Regions from separate parts of the Mus musculus genome. Here region 2 is linked to region 1. Evidence: chromatin loops called from intact Hi-C (ENCODE). Cell type or tissue: heart. All regions are shown on one strand. Each heading gives the region's core, and the rest is flanking DNA. Links, peaks and the distances in the headings are about the cores only. Region 1 holds the start of Tab1 (TGF-beta activated kinase 1/MAP3K7 binding protein 1). Region 2 holds the start of Atf4 (activating transcription factor 4).

Region 1 (5,366 bases), core at 203-5,202:
AAAGGACTTCCCAAAGAACCCTTAAGTTTCCACTTCCTGAGGCTGGTTAGAGTACTGGAAGCAAGTTTGCTAGCCCTCCAGTAATAAAATAGATGTTTCTATGAAGATGGTCAGCACTAGCTGGGCCGTGGTGGTGCATGCCTTTAATCTCAGGGAGAGGTGGGTGGATCTCTGTGAGTTTGAGGCTAGCCTGGTCTACAGAGAGAATTCCAAGATAGTCAAGGGTGCACAGAGAAACCCTGTCTCAAAAAGCCAAAATAAATAAACATATAAAATGGCCAATCCTGAGACCACACAGCCACCTGGCAGAATCCTGCAATGGAGAGATTATAGAAAGGGAAGATAATCTATCCAGTGTCACTTGCCTCTTGCTGGGCAGCAAGGCTACCATACCTGCTTGGGGTCCTAGACAAAATGAAGAAATCCAAGGTGAGCCGGGCGTGGTGGCCCACGCCTTTAATCCCAGCACTCGGGAGGCAGATTTCTGAGTTCGAGGCCAGCCTGGTCTACAAAGTGAGTTCCAGGACAGCCAGGGCTACACAGAGAAACCCTGTCTCGAAAACAAAACAAAACAAAACAAAACAAAACAAAACAAACAAACAAAAAAGGAAATCCAAGGGGAAGATGAGGATTGGAGTGGAGATGGCAAGTTTTTATTTTTATTTTTTTCTCACTGTTCTTTAGGGTCCCAATATCATCTGCTCAAGGCAACAGGTGCCCGCAGCGTTGGCTGCAGTAGCAGCAAATATCAGGTCAGGGATTGACTGGAATCTGAGGGTGGCCAACGGGTTCAGGAGCACAGAGGCCCTAGGTGTAGACTTCTGACCTGAGGGGCTGCCAAGCCTTCCTGCCAAACCCACCTCAGCTCTCAGGGGCCAGACTTGCTGCAAGTCTTCCTGCTTTGTATGCGATTGGGGTTAGGGAGGTCATGGTGCAGTCATTGGATGTTCCAGAAAATGTATGGAAGCGAAGGCTGCCTTGCCCGTCTGGACACTCGTGATAAGGCCCTGAGCCAGCGCAGGCAGTTTAGATGATTATCAGGACCAACAGTTGCAGCAGAAGTGCTTCTTGAACTGATCAAAAACAACCCCAGGGTGACACATCTGTTTGTCCTGGGGGAAAAGAGGACCCATTTTAGAGATGTGAAGAGAAAGTTGAGGGGAGCTAGTGAGCCCCAAGCTTAGTCCCACTCCCTACTTAGTCACATGGGGTCCATGAGACTGGCATACCTCAGTTTCCTCATTTGCCAACATACTGATTCCCTTCTGCTGGGACCTTAAACCAATTTGATGTCGCAAGCATTTGCTAAACTGTAAGAAAACCCAGGATCAAAACAAACTAGCGAACAGAAAAGCTGAGTGTAGTAGTGCACACTTTTAATCCCAGCACTGGATAGGCAGAGGCAGGTGGATCTCTCAATTAGAAGCCAGCCTGGTCTACAGAGTGAGTTCCAAGACAGCCAGGGCTCCACAGAGAAACACTGTCTCAAAAAACAAAATAAAATCGAAACAAAAAGAAAGAAAACAAAAACCGTCCAATCCTGTGATCCCTTTCAGTCTTCTATTCCTCTGTAGAACCTCTACTCTTCAGGTGTCTGTGTCTCCTCCCAACCTGTCTTCTGCTCACACACCCCATGAGGGATATGTCTTCCACCTGAAGAGCCTCAGCTCAGAGCCTCTAAATAGAATCCAGTTATGTGCCAATCAAATCTTTCCAAAAGGCCTCCCGCTGTTGCTCGTGTCCTTGCACCGTCTCCCTTGGACCCTGTCCACTCCCCCCATCCCGCCCCTTCAGCTGCTCCATCTGTGATGTCTTTGCATGCTCAGCTTGTGTTCTGAGCTCTAGCCCCCCTACTGACTTGACAACGTCTCATCTCAGAACCACACCAAACTCAGCATGCTAACGTGGAACTCACACCTTTCTCTTGCTCCATAAACCTACCTGAGCCTGCAAAAAAAAATCTGCAGGGATCTTTGACACACTTCTTCCCATCAGCACTGTCTTTTTATTGTTGTTGTTTTCTCGAGACAGGGTTTCTCTGTGTTGCCCTGGCTGTCCTGGAATTCACTCTGTAGACCAGGCTAGCCCCGAACTCAGAAATTCGCCTGCCTCTGACTCCTAAGTGCTGGGATTAAAGGCATGTGCCACCACACTGGCCCATCAGCACTGTCTTAGGCCATTTCCTGTTGCTTTAATAAAATGCTTGATACTGGGGGGCTGGAGAGATGGCTCATCGGCTAAGAGCACTGACTGCTCTTCCAGAAGTCCCGAGTTCAAATCCCAACAGCCACATGGTGCCTCACAACCGTTTCTAATGGGACCTATGGGATCTGGTGTGTGAAGACAGTTATAGTGTACTCATACATAAATACACAAATCTTTTAAAAAAATTGATACTGGATTATTTATTCATTTAATGAAACAGGGTGTCATATAGTAGTCCATGCTGGTATCAAACTTCTGGTCCTCCTGTCTCTTCTTGTTGTTGTTTTTGTTTTTTTTTTTCAAGACAGGGTTTCTCTGTATAGCCCTGGCTGTCCTGGAACTCACTCTGTAGACCAGAAATCCGCCTGCCTCTGCCTCCCAAGTGCTGGGATTAAAGGCGTGTGTCACCACGCTCGGCTCCTCCTGTCTCTTCTTAAGGGATGGGATTACAGGACTCAAATTTATAATCCCCCTGCCTCAGTCTCCTAAACTCTGGGATTACAGTTGTGACTCTCCAAATCGAGCTTCCGCACCGTGCTTCTAGAACAAACAGACTCTTCCTTTGGGCACTGGCCAGTCACGCCAAGTGGCCTGCAATTACATTGCCAGCTAACACTACACTCCCATGTTACCGTCCATAAATTTAACTTCTGAGAATTTACAACTACTCGGAATTGCAGTCTTCTCCAAATCTAACTTCAGCTAGTTTGGCATTGGGGTGGCCTCCATTATAAGATCAGGCAGTCAGTCACCCACTACTCTTGTAAACTGAATCATTCGTTCTCTCTTGCTCCCTCCTCGCTAAGCCGCTTTAAATAGGATCTCAGGATCTCCATCGGGGTGAAAAAAAAATCCGGGAGAAAGCACACCCATAAAGACCCCAGGAAACAAGAAAGTCGAAGAAAGTAGGCTGATGGGGTTGGGGGTGGGGTGGGGGCAAGAGCCGCGCTTGCTCAAGGCGCCTCTGCTGCGCCTCCTCCGCTCCGCCGGGGGCGCTGTGGATAAGCTCCGCGGCAGCCCGAGCCGCTCTAGCCCCTCATCCCGCCACTCCGAGAGCCTGGCGCGCCGCGGGGTCCTCCAAGATGGCGGCGCAGAGGAGGAGCCTGCTCCAGAGTGTGAGGAAACCGACCCGCTCTCCGGGCTGGGAGGGTTGGGAGCTCGGGTGTGTCCTCGGGTGCAGGAACTGTTGTCTTTAGATGGCAGAGCATGGCCCTCTCGCCCCAGAGGCCTTTGGGGGCTTGCAGCGCGCGAGACCCACAGCCGGCTGGCGCCGCGCCTGTTCTGCGCGTGCGCGTCGCAGGCTGGGGCCTCTAGGGGGTCAAGGGCGCCGGGGTCCTGCGGAGTGGGAGCGTCCTCGAGCCGGAAGGGGACGTGGCGCCGCCGAGCGGGCCATCCGGAGCGTGGACACGACTAATAATAAATAGCCCCCCGCTTGTGTAAGGCGTGCTGTATCTCTGGCATTGTGTGGACCGCCTCGCGTTTATAAGCTTCGCCAGCAGCACCGGAGAATAGTTAGCGACTAAAAGTTTTTACAGACGAGGAAACCGAGGTCAGGCAGCTGGTGAGCGGCAGAGGCAGAGGCAGGATTAAAATAGTCTGGTTCCAGAAACACCCCTAAGGTTTAGGCTCCTCAAGTGAGGGCGTAGGGTTTTACTTCTGCCTCCCAGTTCACCGGGTCCCGTTGAAGGTTGGCTCCAGGCACCCCGACCTGGTCATCTGGACCTCCACGGTTTGATGTAGTCTACCCGTCCCTGCATCTTTCTCACATATGTGCAGTTACACATGTATGTATGTTAGCTCAGAGTACTGTTTGGATCTGCCAGGACAGGGCGGGGATCCCTTGGCCTTCCTTACCGTGGCACTCTGTAGGAGTTGCCTCTGGATGTCTGCTTCCTTGAAGACCAGCGCCTCTTAGCATGTTGACTTCACCACCCTACCACCCTTGCATGCTAGGTGCTTGGTCAGTGTCTGTCACAGAATGAGGAAATTGGTCAGGAACTAGGTCTTGGCTTTTCAAGGGTGGGGGGAAGTAGCTTGCCTGGCCTAGAGGATCTGAAGCCAGAGGGAGACGTGGGGGAAGAGAGAGATGGCTTTCCCTTCACTATTGTGTGCCTGCTCGGGCCTTTTGTAAAACCCTGGGAGTAAAGAGGTCTGGCTCTCTGTTTTGTAAGGTCCCAGAGGGCAAGGCCCTTGTATAAATGTCCCCATTGTAGAAAGCGTCTGGGGAACACTGATATGATTGTGACCTTGAGAGAAAGAGGGGCTGGGAAAAAAATAGTGACTGATGCCGACTGAGTTGGCTTGCTAACAAGAGAAAGGTCGACTGGGTCAAGTATCTTCTGTCTCTTCCTTGTGATGGGACCCAAAGAACACCAGTTAGGGCAGAGTGTAGGCTTTTCCCAGCACACAGAGAATGTGTTCTCTGTGTATGCTGGCGGACTTTAAAAAGGGGGAGGGAGGGCCGGCTTTAACCCGTAGTGTCTTGATGCTAGGGAAGGAACAGGAAAAGATAACTGTGTAAGGCCCCTTCCATCCTCAGGATGAAAGGACATACCTACTGAGAGGAATCCCGGTGTCCCAGCCGGGCAGGGTGCAGGGCTTGCTGACCTGTCCTTCGTCCTGTGTCTGGTGAGAGCAGCTCCAATATCTGTGTTCTGCAAATGACCTTGAAAGCTGCTAGTCTGGGCCTCTTGGGAAGATGAAAGGGCAGCAGGGGAAGAGGAGCGTGAGCCCCAGCACCGTGGCTAAGGCATAGTCAGCGTGGACTTCCATAGGGAACCCTGGACAGGCCGCAGAGAACTGCAGGGGATTCAGGGGTGTTAAGTCTCAAACCCAGAAAAATAGCTGAGGTCTCAACACATCAAAGTGAGCCTGGTTGTCAGGCTCTCCCAGCATCCCTCGGGCTGCTCTTCCTATAGAACTGAACAATTTTGGTGACCCACCTCTTTTGTACCTTTGTCTTTTTGGCTGCTGTACCCCATTCCCTTGCTTTCCCCTTCCCTTCCCTCCCTCTCCCCCATGGCTTAGGGTTCGACTCTGGACTCTCTTAGATGTCTCTGCCTCTGCTCTCCCATTTTCCTACAGTAAGAACTTTTCTCCTCTACCATACCCACACGTAGGAGCAGTCATGGCCTTTCCTTTTTAGGTTTTTTTTTTTTTTT
Region 2 (5,366 bases), core at 203-5,202, 120 kb after region 1:
GGTCAGGAGCCTTGTTAGAGCTGAGAAAAAATTTCCATGACTGGTTAAGCAAGCTTTGGCCAGCCAAACAGCCCCTCACTGGCTGTTTGGAGACTCTTATGGGAAAGCATTAGGGTTGATAGAAAACAGCTGTTGGGATAATTGGTTGTTAGCACCCTAACAGAAGAGTGGGGGGACTCCAGGCTGCCTGCAGGGTAGATACATGTGATAGAAAACAGCTGCTAGGATAATTGGCTGTTAGAAAGGAGGCCAGAAAAAGAAGTGCAAGCTTACACCACGTGGAAGGTTTCTGGGGAGGCACGTTTTTGTATAGCAAAAGGCAGTCATGTATCACAGGTTCAGGAGTTTAGCAAAGCAAGGGGTGGGCATACATCATAGAGTTAGGAACTCAGCATAGGTTAAAAACCATGGTTTGCAGGGTACATTATGCTTAGGGGACAGAAACTTGTAAGGGATGTCCACTTAATGTAGCAGTGTGGCTGCTGTTTTGGTTTCCAGAGCAAAGAGAGGACATAGTTACCCTTTTGTTGCTTTTGCATGGAAAGACTAGGTAACTTCTGTATGTGTGCACATGCACTTGTGACTTCTTTGGGTATAAAAACATCTCATTATGTAGGCCTCGTGTTTTATGGTTGGTTCCGTCTCAGTAAACAATAATAAAGGCTCCTCTGAGGAAGGAGGATGGAGTTAGGGATATAGGGACTGGAGAGTTAGGTTCGAATTAATAAATAGCAATCAATCATATAATCAAGGACGACCTTGAACTATGGTACCCGAGCGCTAGGGTTGGGTTGTACAAGGCTTGCAAATAATCACTGAGCAGTAAGTGGCAGGCACTGTGCCAGTTGAGTGGTATTTGTGTGAGTCACTTAAACAGAAGTGGAAACTCTTTTTAAGATTTCCAGGCTGGAGTTGGAAAGAGCCTCTCAGCACTCTCAAAACAGCATCCTTTATGGTGAGGCCTTGACCAGTACCTGGGGCTCCCGATCACTTAGGCGGCAGGCTCACTCATCAGGATGACTTCTTGGGAAGGTGATACCTGGAAGTTAAGGCTTGAGAGCCAACTGAATAAACCTGATCTTAAGGGAACTGACCCTATACAAACCGGCAGTGAGGGCCTCTATGATGGGAGGATGGGCATAGGAGGTTAGACCTGAGGTTAGGCATGTTTCCCCGGTTCAGGGGAAATCGCTGAACTGGAGGAACCGGAATATCTCCCAAGAAGACCCCAACACGAACGCCCTGCCTCCAAGTGCCGTCCCTGTCCCAGGACTGACAGGAAGCTGAAGGTTTGGACCAGCTAACTCAGAAGGGTCTCTCCACATGCCTGAAGCCTGCCCACTCGGTTCTGGAAACAACAAATACATGAAAAGATGGCTTCCAGCCCAAAGGTCACGCCTGGAAGCTGTTTGCTCGGTGCGGAGCGATGCCGGAGAGAGCAAATACACATGGATCACATCTGACAAGAGATGGCAGGTGTGACAGTCTGGCGCCCGGAACCTCTGGTGGCTCCTCCCTTTCCACGCAGACCCCTGATCCTAGAGCGCCCAGGTGCAGAGCCAATAGGAACTTGAGGTTTAGGTGACTCGCCACGCCTGGGCCAATCAGCTCGACGCGCGCTCCGACGGCGTCTCGCGTGATAACCTGGCAGCTTCGGCTTTGACCGTCAGAGCTTTGGCTAGGTGTCCCACCCCGCCTTGTAAGACACCGGAAATTCGTCAACGAGCGATCCCTCCGCGCTCCGGAACCAGACCGCGGCTGGTCGTCAACCTATAAAGTAGTGCACTTTTCTCTCATGGGGCCTTTAGGACGATCTCTAACGCCACAGTTACCCCCCGAGCACAGCGGAGAAGGGTTGGGGCGGGCGAGGGCGTCAGTGAGAGGCGGTTTGGTGGCGCTGCGGTAGGATCACGTGACCACAGTGGGAGGATACGCGGTGTGCTGCGTCCCTGGCCGAGGCTATAAAGGGCGGGTTTAGGGCGTGCCGCCGCCATTTCTGCTTGCTGTCTGCCGGTTTAAGTTGTGTGCTCGGGTGTCCCTTTCCTCTTCCCCTCCCGCAGGGCTTGCGGCCACCATGGCGTATTAGAGGCAGCAGTGCCTGCGGCAGCGTTGGCCTTTGCAGCGGCGGCAGCAGCACCAGGCTCTGCAGCGGCAACCCCCACCGGCCTAAGCCATGGCGTGAGTATGGGGCCGGCCGCGGAGGGCGGGGGCCTCGCTGTGGTTGGGTGCGGCCCGGGCGCGGTGGCCGGCACACGCGGTTTTACAAGCGGCCGGACGCGTCGGCCTTGTTTGCGTTGCCTGCGACGCCGGCGCTCCCGGGCAGAGCTGGGCGGAGGAGTGTCTAAAGCGCTACTGCTGCCCCTTCGTCCTGTCTTAGCTTAATCATCTCGGGCTCACCGGGGTCCCCGTGTCATCCTGCGAACGTGGCGATGCCCAAGATGGCGGTGGGGCGGGGGTGTGAGTCACGGGGGCGGGGCGCGGCGGCCTTGGCCGTATTAGGACGCGAGGACAAGCTGCTTCCTCTGGGTGGCCGGTGAAGCAAAGCTAAGCCTCCATCTTGTGCAACCCGAGCTGGCGGCCGGGGAGGCTTACACAATGGCCTTGGGCCCGCGTGCTCTCCCTGTAGACGCTTCTGGGATTTGGCCATCCGGCATCTTAGATAGAAAGATGACTGGACTTGCTTTTGGGTCCCCATCCAGGCTCTTCACGAAATCCAGCAGCAGTGTTGCTGTAACGGACAAAGATACCTTCGAGTTAAGCACATTCCTCGAATCCAGCAAAGCCCCACAACATGACCGAGATGAGCTTCCTGAACAGCGAAGTGTTGGCGGGGGACTTGATGTCCCCCTTCGACCAGTCGGGTTTGGGGGCTGAAGAAAGCCTAGGTCTCTTAGATGACTATCTGGAGGTGGCCAAGCACTTGAAACCTCATGGGTTCTCCAGCGACAAGGCGGGCTCCTCGGAATGGCCGGCTATGGATGATGGCTTGGCCAGTGCCTCAGACACCGGCAAGGGTGAGTAGGACGGCTGTCCTGGTGTGCCCTTTTCATATGGATCTGGTGTTCTAATGGCTTTCTGCCTCCCGAATATGACATGAACCGTTCACACCTGAATTTCTTTTCCCAGAGGATGCCTTTTCCGGGACAGATTGGATGTTGGAGAAAATGGATCTGAAAGAGTTTGACTTCGATGCTCTGTTTCGAATGGATGACCTGGAAACCATGCCAGATGAGCTCTTGACCACGTTGGATGACACATGTGATCTTTTTGCCCCTCTAGTCCAAGAGACTAATAAGGAGCCCCCTCAGACAGTGAACCCAATTGGCCATCTCCCAGAAAGTTTAATAAAAGTCGACCAGGTTGCCCCCTTTACATTCTTGCAGCCTTTCCCCTGTTCCCCAGGGGTTCTGTCTTCCACTCCAGAGCATTCCTTTAGTTTAGAGCTAGGCAGTGAAGTTGATATCTCTGAAGGAGACAGGAAGCCTGACTCTGCTGCTTACATTACTCTAATCCCTCCATGTGTAAAGGAGGAAGACACTCCCTCTGACAATGACAGTGGCATCTGTATGAGCCCAGAGTCCTACCTGGGCTCTCCCCAGCATAGCCCCTCCACCTCCAGGGCCCCACCAGACAATCTGCCTTCTCCAGGTGGTTCCCGTGGGTCTCCTCGGCCCAAACCTTATGACCCACCTGGAGTTAGTTTGACAGCTAAAGTGAAGACTGAGAAATTGGATAAGAAGCTGAAAAAGATGGAGCAAAACAAGACAGCAGCCACTAGGTACCGCCAGAAGAAGCGGGCTGAGCAGGAGGCCCTCACTGGCGAGTGTAAGGAGCTAGAAAAAAAGAATGAGGCTCTGAAAGAGAAGGCAGATTCTCTGGCCAAGGAGATCCAGTATCTGAAAGACCTGATAGAAGAGGTCCGTAAGGCAAGGGGGAAGAAGAGAGTTCCGTAATAGGGTAGTCAGGTGCTTTGTGCTTGTACATAGTCTTGTGTTGCTGTGTTTGCTGTAATAAATTATTTTGTAGTGAAAGTACCTATGTGGGTTTTCAGTGTCATTCTTTGTAATAGACTTAACTGCAGACGTTCCTGGGTTAGATACAATAACTACCTGGGTATATCCCAGGGCTGAGCTGAGCTGTTTGAGACGGTGAAGATGAGGGAGCTCTGGGTTAATGAAAGGAACAGCCTGAATTCCACCTGTTCATACTGGCTTTGTGCCAGATAGCTGCCATGTAAGTACCTAGATGAGGTACCCGCCTTGAGCACACAGAGGATTAGGTTTTTCTCAGGCTTAAGGGATAGAGCTCATATTCCCTCTGACACAGATGGCTGGACTGTTTCCACCTGGTGGAAGGGCTGGGGTGATAGTAAACAGTGGCAGGTACTGTCTACAGAGGTGAAAATGAGCAATGTAGGCAGGAAGCTGGGAAGGGAACCTAGGCTTCCAGCTCCAGGGTCCTGGGCTACCTGCATCTTTACCTCTTAAATCTGGAAACTGTTAAAGCCTGCAGGGTTAAGAGGGATCTTTCAGCCTTCCCAATGCCAGTAGACTCACCTGAATGTTAGCTGTTGGGATGAATGTAGTCCATTGGGTTTGCTAATCTAGGATTCCTAAAACTATGGAATCCACCCGTAGTCTGGCCAAGAGTGGAGGAAGCTGTAGAAACCTTGACAATGTCAGGTATGACAAAAGGCTGGAAGTACTGCTTGCTCCCGTTTAGCCAGCCCAGACTGAAGCTGTTAGTTCTGGGCGCCTATTAGCTGGCAGAGAACGGCCTTCAGTTTCCCTACCACTGGTGATTGCTCACCTTGTACTGGGAACTATCGGATGCAAACTGAACACAAGATGAGCAGCTTAGTTTTTGTGAAACTTCCCTGCTAAGGGAGACAGGTACAACAAAGATGGGATGTAAAATGGCTGGCAGGCTGGGTGGAGGACCTGCTCTAGGAGGAGTGTGTTGGGGGCAGGGAACAAGGTGGGGCCTGGGTGTGGGTAGGATGATACAGCAGCCTCCCACTTCTGCAGCAGGCCTTTGGGCTCACCCTTGTTACGCACAGAAGCTAGGCTGTAAGTAGTTAAGTCTCTGCAATGAGACCCAAGTGCACCTACCCAGGCAGTCTATGGGATGGGCTGGAGATCTTGGCCACGGTGGGTGGCAGGTACATGTTCAAACCAGTACCCAGTGACATGTTCAGAAATAGACCAGCTCAGGTTTGGGGAATTGCAGAGCAGACCGCTGGACCTCTCGCCTAGTCCTTTAAGAACAGGGAACCTAACCAGCTCCAGATGCACCTTGAACTAAGCCCTCCCTACCCCTCAAGCAAGAACACTCGAGGCCAGGCTGGAGTCCTGGTGGCTGGCCCT

Evidence for each region. Hi-C counts contacts between places; a loop is a spot of excess contacts. Peaks named below come from ENCODE experiments on the same cell type or tissue, not always from the same donor. Only the 100,000 strongest peaks of a DNase experiment are listed, where the experiment ranks them.
Region 2: a loop joins it to region 1, with 5 times the contacts of the local background. A loop is called at or near these places in 1 of 42 quality-filtered maps.

What each region holds. Positions count from the first base shown.
Region 1 is chr15:80,129,869-80,135,234 of GRCm38, forward strand. It overlaps Tab1 (TGF-beta activated kinase 1/MAP3K7 binding protein 1), which reads left to right and starts at 3,278. Exons shown (of 11, transcript NM_025609.3): 1 at 3,278-3,320. The coding sequence starts at 3,288. It overlaps Gm31253 (a long non-coding RNA gene), which reads right to left. Exons shown (of 3, transcript XR_384256.4): 1 at 4,760-5,366; 2 at 861-1,112. In heart, for the core only: CTCF peaks have their summits at 3,224 and 3,449; DNase peaks (open chromatin) are centred at 3,313, 3,373, 4,203 and 4,793; H3K4me3 peaks cover 2,393 bases; H3K27ac peaks cover 2,448 bases.
Region 2 is chr15:80,253,508-80,258,873 of GRCm38, forward strand. Atf4 (activating transcription factor 4) reads left to right here and starts at 1,677. Exons shown (of 3, transcript NM_009716.3): 1 at 1,677-2,178; 2 at 2,700-3,014; 3 at 3,127-4,038. The coding sequence starts at 2,792. The coding sequence ends at 3,953. In heart, for the core only: a CTCF peak has its summit at 2,559; DNase peaks (open chromatin) are centred at 1,624, 2,484, 2,934, 3,634 and 3 weaker places; H3K4me3 peaks cover 4,431 bases; H3K27ac peaks cover 4,540 bases.